2 separate regions of the Homo sapiens genome follow, and region 1 is linked to region 2. Evidence: read pairs that join two places in POLR2A ChIA-PET (ENCODE). Cell type or tissue: OCI-LY7. All regions are shown on one strand. Links, peaks and the distances in the headings refer to the core of each region. The heading gives the core; the rest is flanking DNA. Region 1 overlaps LRP6 (LDL receptor related protein 6). Region 2 has its middle 49 kb from the start of BCL2L14.

Evidence for each region. Peaks named below come from ENCODE experiments on the same cell type or tissue, not always from the same donor. Only the 100,000 strongest peaks of a DNase experiment are listed, where the experiment ranks them.
Region 1: POLR2A ChIA-PET joins it to region 2 with 7 read pairs; 2 of 35 experiments call an interaction of 5 or more read pairs at or near these places.

Annotation. Positions count from the first base shown.
Region 1 is chr12:12,137,931-12,144,437 of GRCh38, forward strand. It overlaps LRP6 (LDL receptor related protein 6), which reads right to left. Exons shown (of 23, transcript NM_002336.3): 16 at 395-604. Among named protein-coding and RNA genes, the nearest start is that of MIR1244-4, 29 kb to the left of the region's middle. In OCI-LY7, for the core only: no CTCF peak of the experiment used is centred there; no DNase peak of the experiment used is centred there.
Region 2 is chr12:12,019,131-12,025,637 of GRCh38, forward strand. No RefSeq gene overlaps it. Among named protein-coding and RNA genes, the nearest start is that of BCL2L14, 49 kb to the right of the region's middle. RefSeq lists an enhancer at 4,933-4,982. In OCI-LY7, for the core only: no CTCF peak of the experiment used is centred there; DNase peaks (open chromatin) are centred at 2,861, 4,365 and 5,101; H3K4me3 peaks cover 2,487 bases; H3K27ac peaks cover 4,121 bases.

The DNA.
Region 1 (6,507 bases), core at 522-5,521, 120 kb after region 2:
GGTGGGCAGATCACTTCAAGTCAGAAGTTCGAGATCAGCCTGGACAACATGGTGAAACCCTGCTTCTACTAAAAATTAAAAAAAAAAAAAATTAGCGAGGCATGGTGGCATGCACCTGTAATCCCAGCTACTCTGGAGGCTGAGGCATGAGAATCACTTGAACCCGGGAGGCAGAGGCTGCAGTGAGCCAAGATCGTGACACTGCACTCCAGCCTGGGCGACAGAGTGAGACTCCGTCTCCAAAAAAAAAAAAGCATGGAGAGTTCAAAAAAATGGCAAAACTAAAAGTGCATGAAAGTCTTCAAGGAAACAGAGTTTAAAAATCCACAAAAGTACATATTAATTTATTATAACACATGATTCCTCCAATTAGCTTTATCCCATTAACACTTACTGTATTCTTGAAGGTTCAGCTCCTTTACTGCATGAATGTCACTAAGCTGGGCAATTCGAGCTTGGACTTTGGTTCTACCCTCTCGACCTGTCATGTCAATTTTTTCAATCATTTGCTGCTGTTTATCAATCCAATAGAGCCAGTTTTCAAACACAGTAAGTCCCACAGGCTGCAAGATATTGGAGTCTTCTAATACTATCCGGTTAGCACCTTGGAAAAGGAGAAAATTCAACAGAAATGACTCATGTGGGTCAAGTTATACTTTTGGTAATTATTTACTGACTACCAGTTAGATTCTACAGGTAGAGAAAAGAAAAAAAAAACAAGATCTCTACCACAAAACTTAAAAATCATGGTAAGACATACACTAGAAAACAGCCAATAAACTAGATATTAATATGCAATCAAGAGCAAGTAAGTGCCCAATGTGCAGTAAATATTCTAGTTCATAGAAATGTAGAAAAGAACTTAGAACAGTAGTTTGAAAAACCCTAACTTATATATACAACAGATAAAAATGGCACTTCTCTGGAGGAGCAGTGGTGGTGGACCCAGAGTTCTGAGTATACCTGAGGCATTTATGAAGAACAGCTTCACTCTCACCCCACCTGGCTTCTCAGAACACAATTAGAAAAAATGACTGACTCACCCCAAGGTAAGAATTATTTCTAATCATCTCAGACATAGAGTCATCCAGACTCTGAGGAGGCAACTTCTGCTATTGTTGCACAGTGAGAAAGTTCTTTTATACAGTGGGCTAAAATCTGTGTTCATACCCCCCACCCTGCTTTATTCAGTTTCTCCCTCACTCAAAAAGAAAAAATATACTCATTCCTTCTTTTTCATAACAGTCCTTCAAATATTTATAGAAAGTTCACGGTTCCTAAGTCATGAGTTCAGTCAAACAAAGACATTAGCTGATATTTTGGAAGTATCAAGGAAAGTTTCAGGAAAGAGGCAAGCAAAATGCCAACTTTTTAATAAATGAAGAAAAGTGGGGAGATATTCCAGATGGGAAGGCATTGCCTGAGTCAACATTCAGATGGTAGGCTAAGCACAAGTTTACTTATATATTCTCTCCTAAAACTCTACTAATATGGTGATTGAAAAAATTTTAGGCCGGGTGCAGTGGCACACACCTGTAATCTCAGTAATCTGGGAGGCTGAGGCAGGAGGATCACGTGAGCCTAGGAGTTCGACATCAGCCTGGGCAACATGGCAAAATGCCATCTCTACAAAAAATATAAAAATTAGCCAGGCATGGTGGCATGCGCCTGTAGTCCAGGTACTCAGGAGGCTGAGATGGGAGAATTCCTTGAGCCAGGGAGGTCAAGGCTGTAGTGAGCCAAGTTCACACTGCACTGCAGCCTGGGTGACAGAGTGAGACCCTGTCTCAGGAAAAAAAAAAGAAAGAAAGAAAAAGAAAATAATTTTGAAGGTATAAACCCATAAGGACAAAGAAGGCAGAAGAACAGAAGAGAGCAGGAAAGTGATATAAATTTTGGAAGCTGGAGAATAGATAGACCAGGGATAATGACACAGTAGCCCAGAGAAAGCTAAAGGCCTACAGCCAGTGAAGCTAACAATGAAATTAATTAGCTCAGAAAGTGGAAGCACCAGGTATTTTAGAATGGAACAAAGGTAGGAGTTATGTGGCTGGGGCTGAAAGAGGAGTACTAATTGAAAATATGTGTAAGAAATTACACAGCAATGTTCTCAGTATTTTTAAGCCTCATACTAAATACAAACAGCTAAGGATCACCAAATATTTAAAGAAAACCTCTATCTTTAAATTTGAAGCCCAAGACAAACACAACAAAGGAACTTGGAGAAAAAGACACAAAAGCAGAAGAAAACAAATAAATACCAATTAAAAAAAAAACAAAAAACCTAAAGAATAGGCTGTCTTCAGAGGGGCAGAGCATTTGGAGAACAAAAAAGAGCCCTTGGAAATTAAAAACATGATATCCAAAAATTTCAAAGAAAAATGCAACAAGAGGGTTGGGAGACAAATTTGAGAAGCTCTCCTCAGAAAGTATAACAAAAACACAAAGAGATGGATAATAGGTGAGAAAAATACAGCTACAGTCAAGAAGGTTCAGCATAAAAATAAAAAGCTCCAAAATAGGAAAATGAAAAATAAATTATCAAAGAAACAACACAAGAAAACATTCCAGAATTTAAGGTGTAGACTTCTAGACAGAAAGGATCAACCTAGTAACCAGTTCAATGAGAAGGAAGGGAAGGGGAAGGGAAAGCACGAGCATAGATTTTAAAAATCTTTTTTTTTTTTTTTTGAGACGGAGTTTTGCTCTTTCGCCCAGGCTAGAGTGCAGTGGCTCAATCTCGCCTCACTGCAACCTTCACCTTCCGGTTTCACGTGATTCTCCTGCCTCAGACTCCTGAGTAGCTGGGATTACTCGCACCCGTCACCATGCCAGGCTAATTTTTGTATTTTTAGTAGATATGGGGTTTCACCATGGTGGCCAGGCTGGCCTTGAACTCCTGACCTCATGATCTGCCCGCCTCAGCCTCCAAAAGTGCTGGGATTACAGGCGTGAGCCACTGCACCTGGCCAATTAAAAAAATAAATCTTAAAACAAAACATTAGCATATCAAATCCAGCAATAAATAAAAAGAATGTACCATGCTAAATTTTATTTATTCCAGCAAACTGAGAAAAGAAGTTAAATTCCTTAATTTGACAAAGGTTATCTACAGAAAAACCTTAGCAAAGAATACTTAATCACAAAGTATTGAATGCTTCCCCCAAGCTCAAGGGGAAAAGGACTAGAAAGGAAGAAGAAGGGAAAGAAGGGGAAGGAGAAGGGGAAAAGAAGGGAATGATGAGAAAGGGGAAGAGGAAAGGGCTGGGGGAGGGAGAGTGGAGAGAAAGAAAAAAGGAAAGAAGGGAGGAATCAAACAAAGGCACAGTATCAAATTCTAGGACATTGAGGGGAAAGAACATGTTAAAAGCTTCTGGAGGAAAAAGGAAAAGGACAGCATACAAAGACTGAAATCACAGTCACATCAAACTTCCCAATGACACAAGATGCTCAAAGACAATGGAGTTCTATTTTCGAAATTCTGAGAGAAAACAGCTATAAAACATGAAAGCAAATTATCAACCAAGTGTGAGGAGGAAAAAAAATTCAAACAAGATCAAGAATTTTAACCTTTTATGATGAGCCCCTTTCAAGAAGCTGCTAGAAAATGGTCTCTCTTAAGAAAACCAGAAGAAATGGAGTCCAGGAAATAGCAGGTTCAGCATCTGTATACTCCCAGGACAATGGAGAAATGAAGTTAGCCTAGAAACCAAGCAAATCCAGACTGCAGCAAGATGATGAAGAAACCCAGAGATGTGATTTTAATTATGAAGACAAATAGATGGACTGCTTGATGCATATCCATTTATTGAAACAATATTTACATTACACAAGTATTAACTCTGCAGGGAGGAAAAAAGTTTTAGAAAGAAATGTACCTAACAGTAATATGTTCATAGCCATAAATAATAAGTAATTAAGTCTAGACTTAAAAAAATTATGGCACTAGTCACAGGTGGGTCCTTTCTATCTGCAAACTTGTGCCTCGAATTCTGGAAAGTTCATAACTATGCTGGGGAGGATGGAAAGAAAATTCACACGTGTATTTTGGCGACATATGGTTTAAGATAGCAAAATCTTTATCTTCCAAAGGAAGTCAATGTTTAACGTCTAAAAGAGAAAAATCAAGAAATAGCATTTTTAAGCAAGTTTATTTTAAAATAAGTGAAAATAGTTGTGAATGCTTCTAAGCATGGGAACTGAGAGCAGCAGAGTAGAGCAGTAGGCTTGTTTTTTGTTACAAGCCAGGTAGAACAGTTTGATATCCATAATATTTACATGTATTACTTTAATGAAAATTAAAATTAAACAATAAAGAAGAATGATTTTTAAAGATTAGCTGGCGGTAATGAAAGGATGGTCTGAGGTAGACAACTGGGTAAAAAAGGAAGTCAATAGTGTCACTGCAGGCCCCCAGATATGGTAAGGACCTGATCTACTTTGATGCTGGTGAAAAATAAGTAAGCTACTGGAACCAACAAGGAAAAGATATGCTTATTTATTCAACAAACTAAGCATGCACTGGATGCAATTCGCTATAAAAGGCTATGTGGGTGGCTACAAATACGAAATAGAAAAAGGTCCCAGGATGAAAGCATAATTATCTGTGAATACGTAAGAAAAAAAAAATCAACTTGACAGTAACCTTTTTCAGAGAATAGAAAAAGAACAAACATTTCTTTTTATGTGGCCAACAAAGCCTTGATGGCAAAACACCAACAAATACCTGACAAGAAAAGAAAATTATAAGGTAATCCTTCTCATGAGCGTAGATTAAAAAAAATCTCAAAACATTAGCAAATCAAATCCAGCAATAAAAAAAAGAATAATATATCATGCTAGATTTTATTTATCCCAGTAAACTGGGGAAAGTAAGTAAATTCCTTAATTTGACAAAGGTTATCTACAGAAAAACCTTAGCAAAGAATACTTAATCACAAAAGTACTGAATGCTTCTCCAAGACCTAGAAAACAACAACAACAAAAAAGGATTCTATTATCATCCTATTCAACACTGTACTGGGGGACCCCAGCCAGTATAAGGAAAGAAAAAAACACAACTCTCATTATTTGAAGAAACATGATTCTATAACATAAAAAATCCTAAAGATAAGTATACTTAGCATGGTCCTGTGGTACAAGCTAATATGCTAGAAGGAGAAAAAAAGAAATTGTATTTCCATATTCCAGGCACAATTAGAAAATAAAACATTAAGTTTAGAATAGTCTTTACCACTAGCGTTTAAAAGCACCAAATAAGAAGGAATAACAACTCTAATGAAAGATAGGCAAGACCTCTATGCTGAAAATTATAAAACATTAAGAGAAATTAAAGATCTAAATAAACAGGGAGATTTACCATGATCATGGTTTAGAAGATTAATATTATAAAGATAATAATTCTCTCTAAACTATCAATTTAATGCAAACCCAATGAACATCTTAGTATGTGATTTTTTTTGGAAGGGGAAACTCACAAGCTGATTCTACAATGTACATGGAAATTGCGGTAGTTAACAATAGCCAAGGTAATCCTGAAAAAATACTGAAGACACAGATGAATCTATTGCAGTTATAATAATTGACAGTATAATATAAGTAAAGGCAAAGTGACCAAGGGAACATCAGAGTCTAGAAACAAACACACACAAATACAGTCACCTCATTTATGACCAAGGTGATACTACAGAGTAGTAGGGAAAGGACAGTCTTTCCAGTAAATGATGCTGAATCCAACAGTAATGTGGAAAAAAATGCATTTTAACCCCTGCCTCACACTACACACCAAAATCAATTCCAGATGGATTACAGATCCCAATAAGAAAAGTTAAATGAAGAAATTTCAGGGAAAAAACTAAAGTATCTTTTTGTACCTTTGCAGAAGACAAACATTTCTTTCTTTTTTCTTATTGCTATACATTTATGTGGTACAAGTTTTTTTAACATGGATATATACTATGTATCTATGATGTGTACAAGTGTGAAGTGTGAGCTTTTAGTGTAAAACCATAGTGTACGTTGTACGCATTAAGTAATTTCTCATCCCTCAACTCCCATGAAGATTTCTTAAACAACATAAAAGATGTTAACCGTAAAAAGAAAATTAATAAACTGTACTACATTAAAATTAGGACCTTTCTTTTCATCTAAAGATACTACTGGGAGAATAAAAAAGGTAAATCACAAACTGGGAGATTTATGCAGTATATATCTTGACAAAGGATTCATATCTAGAATGTACAAAGAATTCCTATACAACAATAAACTTTCAAGTTACCAGTTTTGGGTTATTTTTTGAGACAGGGTCTCGGCTTTATTGGCCAGGCTGGAGTGCAGTGGTGCAATCATGATCATGGCTCATTGCAGCAGTGGGACAAAATTAATTGTAATGAATGAAACATTTTCATGAAGAGCTTTATCACAGACCTGCCTGCCAGGCATGGTGGCTCATGCCTGTAATCCCAGAACTTTGGGAGGCCAAGGCAGGGGGATCACTTGAGCCCAGGA
Region 2 (6,507 bases), core at 746-5,745:
CTGAGCAAGTTGCTACAACTGGGATCCCACAGCAGAGTCCCACAGCTGTTCCTCAGTTAGCATTCATGTCCCTTTGATTCACCAGTTTAACACAATAAATTCCGTTCATTCTAGGCTGAGAGACTAACGTGAATACGCTCAATGTCCAGGAGAAAACTAGGGTCTGTCCTGAGCAAAGTTGGTGAGTGAGCGCCATTTACCTTCCCTGAGCCCCCCAACCTTCTGTGCACAATTCTATGTCCTATACCTTTGCCTTTGCAATCTAACATTCTTCCTTGTCTTTTTTTTTTTTTTTTTTTTTTTTTCTGTTAGAGTCAGGGTCTCTTGTTCCGTCACCAAGGCTGGAGTGCAGTGGCACAATCATGGCTTACTGCAGCCTCATACTCCTGGGCTCAAGCGATCCTCTTGCCTCAGCCTCCCAAGTTGAGGACTACAGGCATGAGCCACTGCATCTGGCACCTTTCTTGTCTTAATACTGTTCTAGTCCATCCAAAACAACAACAACAACAGCAACAACATTTCAATCAAAGAAACATACAATACTGCCTCCCCACCTCCTGCAATAAAACAAGTGCTGACACCCACCTTCCACAAAAGAGGAGAAAGGGACCCTTTCACCCGACATGAGGGTTTCTTTCACTTTTTTCTTTCTTTTTTTTTTTTTTTGGTGGGGTGACAGGCTCTCACTCTGTCGCCCAGGCTGGAGTGCAGTGGTAAAATCACAGCTCACTGTAGCCTCAACCTTCTGGGTCAAGCGATCCTCCCTGAGCCTCGGCCTCCTGAGTAGCCAGGACTGCAGGAGCACACCACCACCATTCATTAGCGGCCCTGCCTGACTAATTTTTTTATTTTTTATAGAGATATGGTCTCATTATGTTGCTCAGGCTGAACTCAAACTCCTGGATTCAAGCAATCCACTCGCCTCAGCCTCCCAAAGTGCTGGGATTATAGGTATGAGTCACCGCGCCTGGCCTATTTCACATAGTTCTCGCCCTTAGTCCTATGCTGCCCTGTCTACCTTGGGGCAGAATTTTTCCATCTGCCCCAAGCGCTGTATTCTTATAACCATCCTGTCTCTTTATTTATTGTATGTCCTGGATGCCAGCGAGGCCCCCCTCTACACACACACTCAAGAAGGTTAAGGCAAGAGGAAGAAACAAAAAGAGGGACAATTTACTGCCCTTTACATAGCACTTTGTCATAACAATACCCTTCCAAAGCCCTCACTGAACGGTGAGAACAATCCAATGAAGTAGGTTTTGTTATGTCTGTTTTTACAGAAAAGGACACTGAGGCTCAAAGACTTTGTAGGTCATTCACCTCGTAAGTAGAAGAGCCAGAATGGGAATCCATGTTCATCTGACTCCAAAGGCAATGGAATGGCCAGGCCCCTCCCTAGGAAATTATCTAATAGGACTCTTCAAGGATATTTGCCTTTTAACAGGAGTGTCTTGAAGCCAGGGTCTCACAAACCAGGCAACAGAGCTCGAAGCGGTCATACCCAATACCTGCTGATGCAATCATATGGACCCAATGGGTTTGAAGCGGGGTGATCTCTTACTGCACCAATTAAATAGTCATCAGTTCTACCAACCATAAAACCAACCATAAATGTAAACAAAGAATTCCTGATCCCACGGGTCTGGACACTAAAAGTGTCCCCAAACTTAGAGAAGTTCTGGAAAAGAACATATCAAAATTTTGGCTTTGCTCCAGATGCTATAGGAAACTGTACGTCACAAGAGTTCTCCATTATTGCCCAGACAATGGAAATAGCAACCACGCAGCACCTTCTAAAATCCCTTGCAGTCTGAGACGTGTGGTGGAGACCCTGGTTTTCATTCATTATGCATGAACCCAAAGTACAGACTTGCAGACCTTCCTAGAAATGAGTAGTAAGTTCAGACCATCAGAATATTCAGAAACCTGATGTATTTCAGAGACTTTAGCAGTAAAAAGGGGTCAGAACACTAGAATAGCTGTCTGGTGAAATCTAGGAGCTTTGTTCATAAAGACATTATGATTCAGTTAATGAGATTTGGCAAGGTATTAACCATCTTGGTAGACCAATAATGGTTGGCTGCTATGGAGTTTAGACTGGGAAATAGAAAACTGAACTGTTATCAGAAAAGTTTGAGATACTTTCCTATACTTTTTGTATAAGATGAAAGCCTGCAAAAGATGAGGCTCAAAAGATATGGAGACAACCTAAATGTCCATCAATGGATGAATGGATAAAGAAAATGTAAAATATATATATATATATATATATATATACACACACACACACACATATATACAATGGAGTATTATTCAGCGTTAAAGGGCCGGGGGCAGGATCCTGTCATTTGCAACATGGATGAACCTGGAGGACATTATGCTAAGTGAAATAAGCCTGATTCAGAAAGACAAATACTGCATGATCTGACTTATGCAAAAAATCTAAAATAATCAAACTCACAGAAGCAGAGAGCAGAACAGTGGTTGCCAGGGGGTAATAGGGAGGGAAAATGGGGAGATGTTGGTCAAAAGGTAAAAAGTTTTAGTTATGCAAGATGAATAATTTCTGGAGGTCTATCGTACAGCACGGTGACTATAGTTAATAATACTGTATTGTACACTTGAAACTTGCTAAGAGGTAAGATCTTAAGTACTCCCATCACAAAATAAGAGAAAATGACTACTATGTGAGGTGATAGAGATGTTAATAGCTTGACTGTGTGATCATTTAATCATGTATACATATCTCAAAACATCGGTTGTACACCTTAACTACATACAATTTCTATTTGTCAATTATACTCCAATAAGAGTTGGGGGAAATGGAAAAAGATGAGCTTCCATAAATCATCTGAGCATATCAGGAAGTGAAACATGCAGGTGTTGAGAATAAAAACATAATTATCTGCTGGGCGAGGTGGCTCACGTCTTGAATCCTAGCACTTTGGGAGGCCGAGGCAGGTAGATCACCTGAGGTTAGGAGTTTGAGACCATCCTGGGCAACATGGTGAAACCCTGTCTCTACTAAAAATACAAAAATTAGCCGGGCGTGGTGGCATGTGCCTGTAGTCCCAGCTACTTGGGAGGCTGAGGCAGGAGAATCGCTTGAACCTGGGAGGTGGATGTTGCAGTGAGCCAAGATTACACCACTGCACTCCAGCCTGGGCGACAGAGCGAGACAGAGAGAAAAATAATACTAATAAAATAAAATTAATAATAAAATAAAACCGTAATTACCTAGTGTGTGGCCTTTCCTGGAGAAAGGCTCTGCACACTGCCCAAGAGCAGGCCTTAATGCCATGAGCTGAACCAGCGGGGCTGGACTCAAGGGTTCAAGGGTGCGGAGTGAGAGGAGAAACAACAAAGGGAAACTGGGGACAGCTGCTCTGGTGAACTCAAGGAAGCCACCTGAGATGGGGAGGGAAGGAAAAGGGGGTTAGTAGAGCTTCAGGGAAACGCAGAGGAGAAGACTGATTTCACCCGGTGATAGAAACAAAGGAAAAGGGAAAACAGAAGCCACGTTGTGGTGGTCAGTGCTGCAAGAAGGACTCTAGGAGAGATAGCTTCTAATGAGAAGAGGAACCGGGGCCAGCAAGACTGGCTCCAGGAGGAAAGTTCTGTGAGGTCCATGAAAGAGGAAGTAGGGAGGAATCGCTGTTGAAATTCTCATTGTGAATGGATGGATCCCAAGTCCTGGAGGAATGGGCAGAAAACAGAAAGCAAAGAAAAAGAAATGTAAAAGAAGGCTTCAAAGCCTAATTAAAGTCATATAAAGAGGATAAAGAGTAATTCAAAGAAGCAATGTGAGAAAAGAAACACTAAAAAGAAGACAAGAGGACCCTAGGGAAGGAAAAACTGGGTGTACATTTGTGTAAGAAATCTAGGTATTACCTGTTTGAAGCAGTTTATTCACCAGGAACTAGGAAAGGAACTGGCTCTGTGGATTTCCTTACCAGACAATTTTCAGAGTGAGATTTTTGTTTACAGTTTATTATAAGAACCTTCCAAAGACTTATGGGATCTGGATCTGATGATACATAACAATGCTTATGACCTAAAAAAGCAAAACGATTCACTTCATGGAAATGCATGTTCCCCGAAAGAAATCCATAGAGCCCCCTAATGAAATTTTCAAGAGAAAAGCTATGTACAAACATATGATCCGCTTCCTAAACGCCACAAGAAAGGTACAGGTGGAAGGAGTAGAGGAAGATTTCCACGGATTCTTGAGAAAAAAATGAAATGGGAAATCTAAGACGAGTGCCCAACAAACCAAATAATGCAGGTTTCAAGAGCACAGAACTGAATGGGGTTTATTTAAACACACATACCAGCTGCTGCCACATGGCTACCAAATGGAAACTGAGCCAGGAGGGTGGCCCAGTTTCTAGGTACAAGAAAGAACAGAGGTTGTGACGCAACAGGAATGATGTTTCCATTTGTATTTTATGAAGTTAACAGCCAAAATTCACCTCTGAAAACCTAAGTTTGGCAGTGGTATAAAGAAGGGAGGAAATTCCTGATGGAACAAGAAGGGATTAAAAACAAAAGAGGGGAGATCAGCGGGAGGGCAGGCCTCTGATCTTCCCTGGCTGGCAGTGGTGGACAAGTAGGAAAATGATGTGAGCAGATGCTCAAGGAAAGTGGCCCTGAAATCAAAGGCTTTGAAGAGATAAGCAGAGTCCCTCAAGCAAAGCAATAAACAGAGAAACCAGGATGAATACATTGGAATCGAAATGATGAAATGTAAAGTACCACAGAGAGGTTTCTAGAAAAGCATCCAGAGATGGAAATGGGGAAAAGAGAAAGATACAGCAGAAATAAATTGCATACGAGATTCTAGTGTGTGCTAGAAATGTAGGGAGGAAAGAGTGATGATAAAATTAAAAGAAAGAAGTGGATAGATCTTAGTGGCATGATTGAAATGGATAATGAAAGGGATCTTTATGAAACTGTTGCCAGGAGAAGGAAAGATATAGAAAGCGAAAAAAAGGCTGTAGGTTAATTCCAGTATGACAAGAATAACAAAGAAATGCATGAATTCTCAGCCAACAGCCCGTATCAAGAGACAAGCATGTTCTGGCTGTGTGTGAAGGGCACACCATGCCAGGGGCTCTCCCTGCCAACGCCTGCAGACTTTTGCTCCTCACCTGGACCTCACAGCGCACCTGTTTTCAATGACACATGGCGGAAAAGGGTCAAAAGATGAATAAGGCCAGGCGCAGTGGCTCACGCCTGTAATCCCAACACTTTGGGAGGCCAAGGCGAGTGAATCACTTGTGGCCAGAAGTTTGAGACCAGCCTGGCCAAAATAGCAAAACCCTGTCTCTGCTAAAGATACACAAAATTAGCCAGGTATCGTGGCACACACCTGTATAATACCAGCTACTGAGGCTGAGGCACGAGAATCACTTGAACCTGGGAGGCAGAGGTTGCAGTGAGCTGAGATCGCACCACTGCACTCCAGCCTGGGTGAAAGAAGTGAGACTCTGTCTCAAAAAAAAAAAAAAAAAGGATAAAATGATACTCATTTCTTCCTTGGTCCCATCGACAAACATTTATCAAGAGATGTCTACGTGCCAAGCACGGTGCTTGATACTGAGAAAATACAATAATTGATAAGCAACATAGATATTCTGACAAAAATGGAAGCAAAAAGGGGAGGAGGTCTAAAATATAGAATTTTCCAGATAAGACAGAGCAAAGTTCAAAGCCGTGAAAATGAGAGTCAATGTGAAATATGACAGAAATGGGGACACCAAGGTGGACACAAGATGACCGTATATTCTCCTCGAAGGGGAACAAGATAGGAAAGGAAAGTGGGAAACAAAAAGTGGAAGTAACGTCAAGAGCCCCTAATGGGGCTCTAATAGGCTCTAACCTGAGTCCTAGCCCTTACTCAGCTGGTTCCCAGATGATCTTGAGCAAAGTGCTTCTGTGCTCTGAGCCTCAGTTCCCTTAACTATAAAATAAACTAATGATGTCTGGTCTAACTTGTGGTTGTCACCACGACACAGTAAGGGGTATTGGTTGTGCCCTCCTGCCATAAACAACAATAAAACTGGACGAATTATATGAAACTGTTTTCAGGTGCAACGCTACAGATGGTGCAGGGATGTGATGCTTGAGAGAAGAAACACAAGAGGTGAAACCCACATTTACTCTGGCCTCCTGCCTGGGGCTTTCCAACCACAGCACGCGGAAGTGGAGCCCAAACTGAGGATGGAGGAAAGAGACCGAAGGTTAGGGCTGCTGCAGGGATTGAGTGTGTGGGACAGGGTACGAGAGAGGCAGGAGCTGCACAGAGCAGAAATCCAAAAATCTGCAGAGGAGACCACCTGAATCTAGTTGAAAACAAAACTGCACATGTACAGGGTAATGTTTTCACAAAGCCTAGTAGAGAATAGGTAGCAGGGGCAAGGTGCAGTAGCTCATGCCTGTAATCCCAGCATCTTAGGAGAGGCTGAGGCAAGAGGATCGCTTGAGCCCAGGAGTTCAAAACCAGCC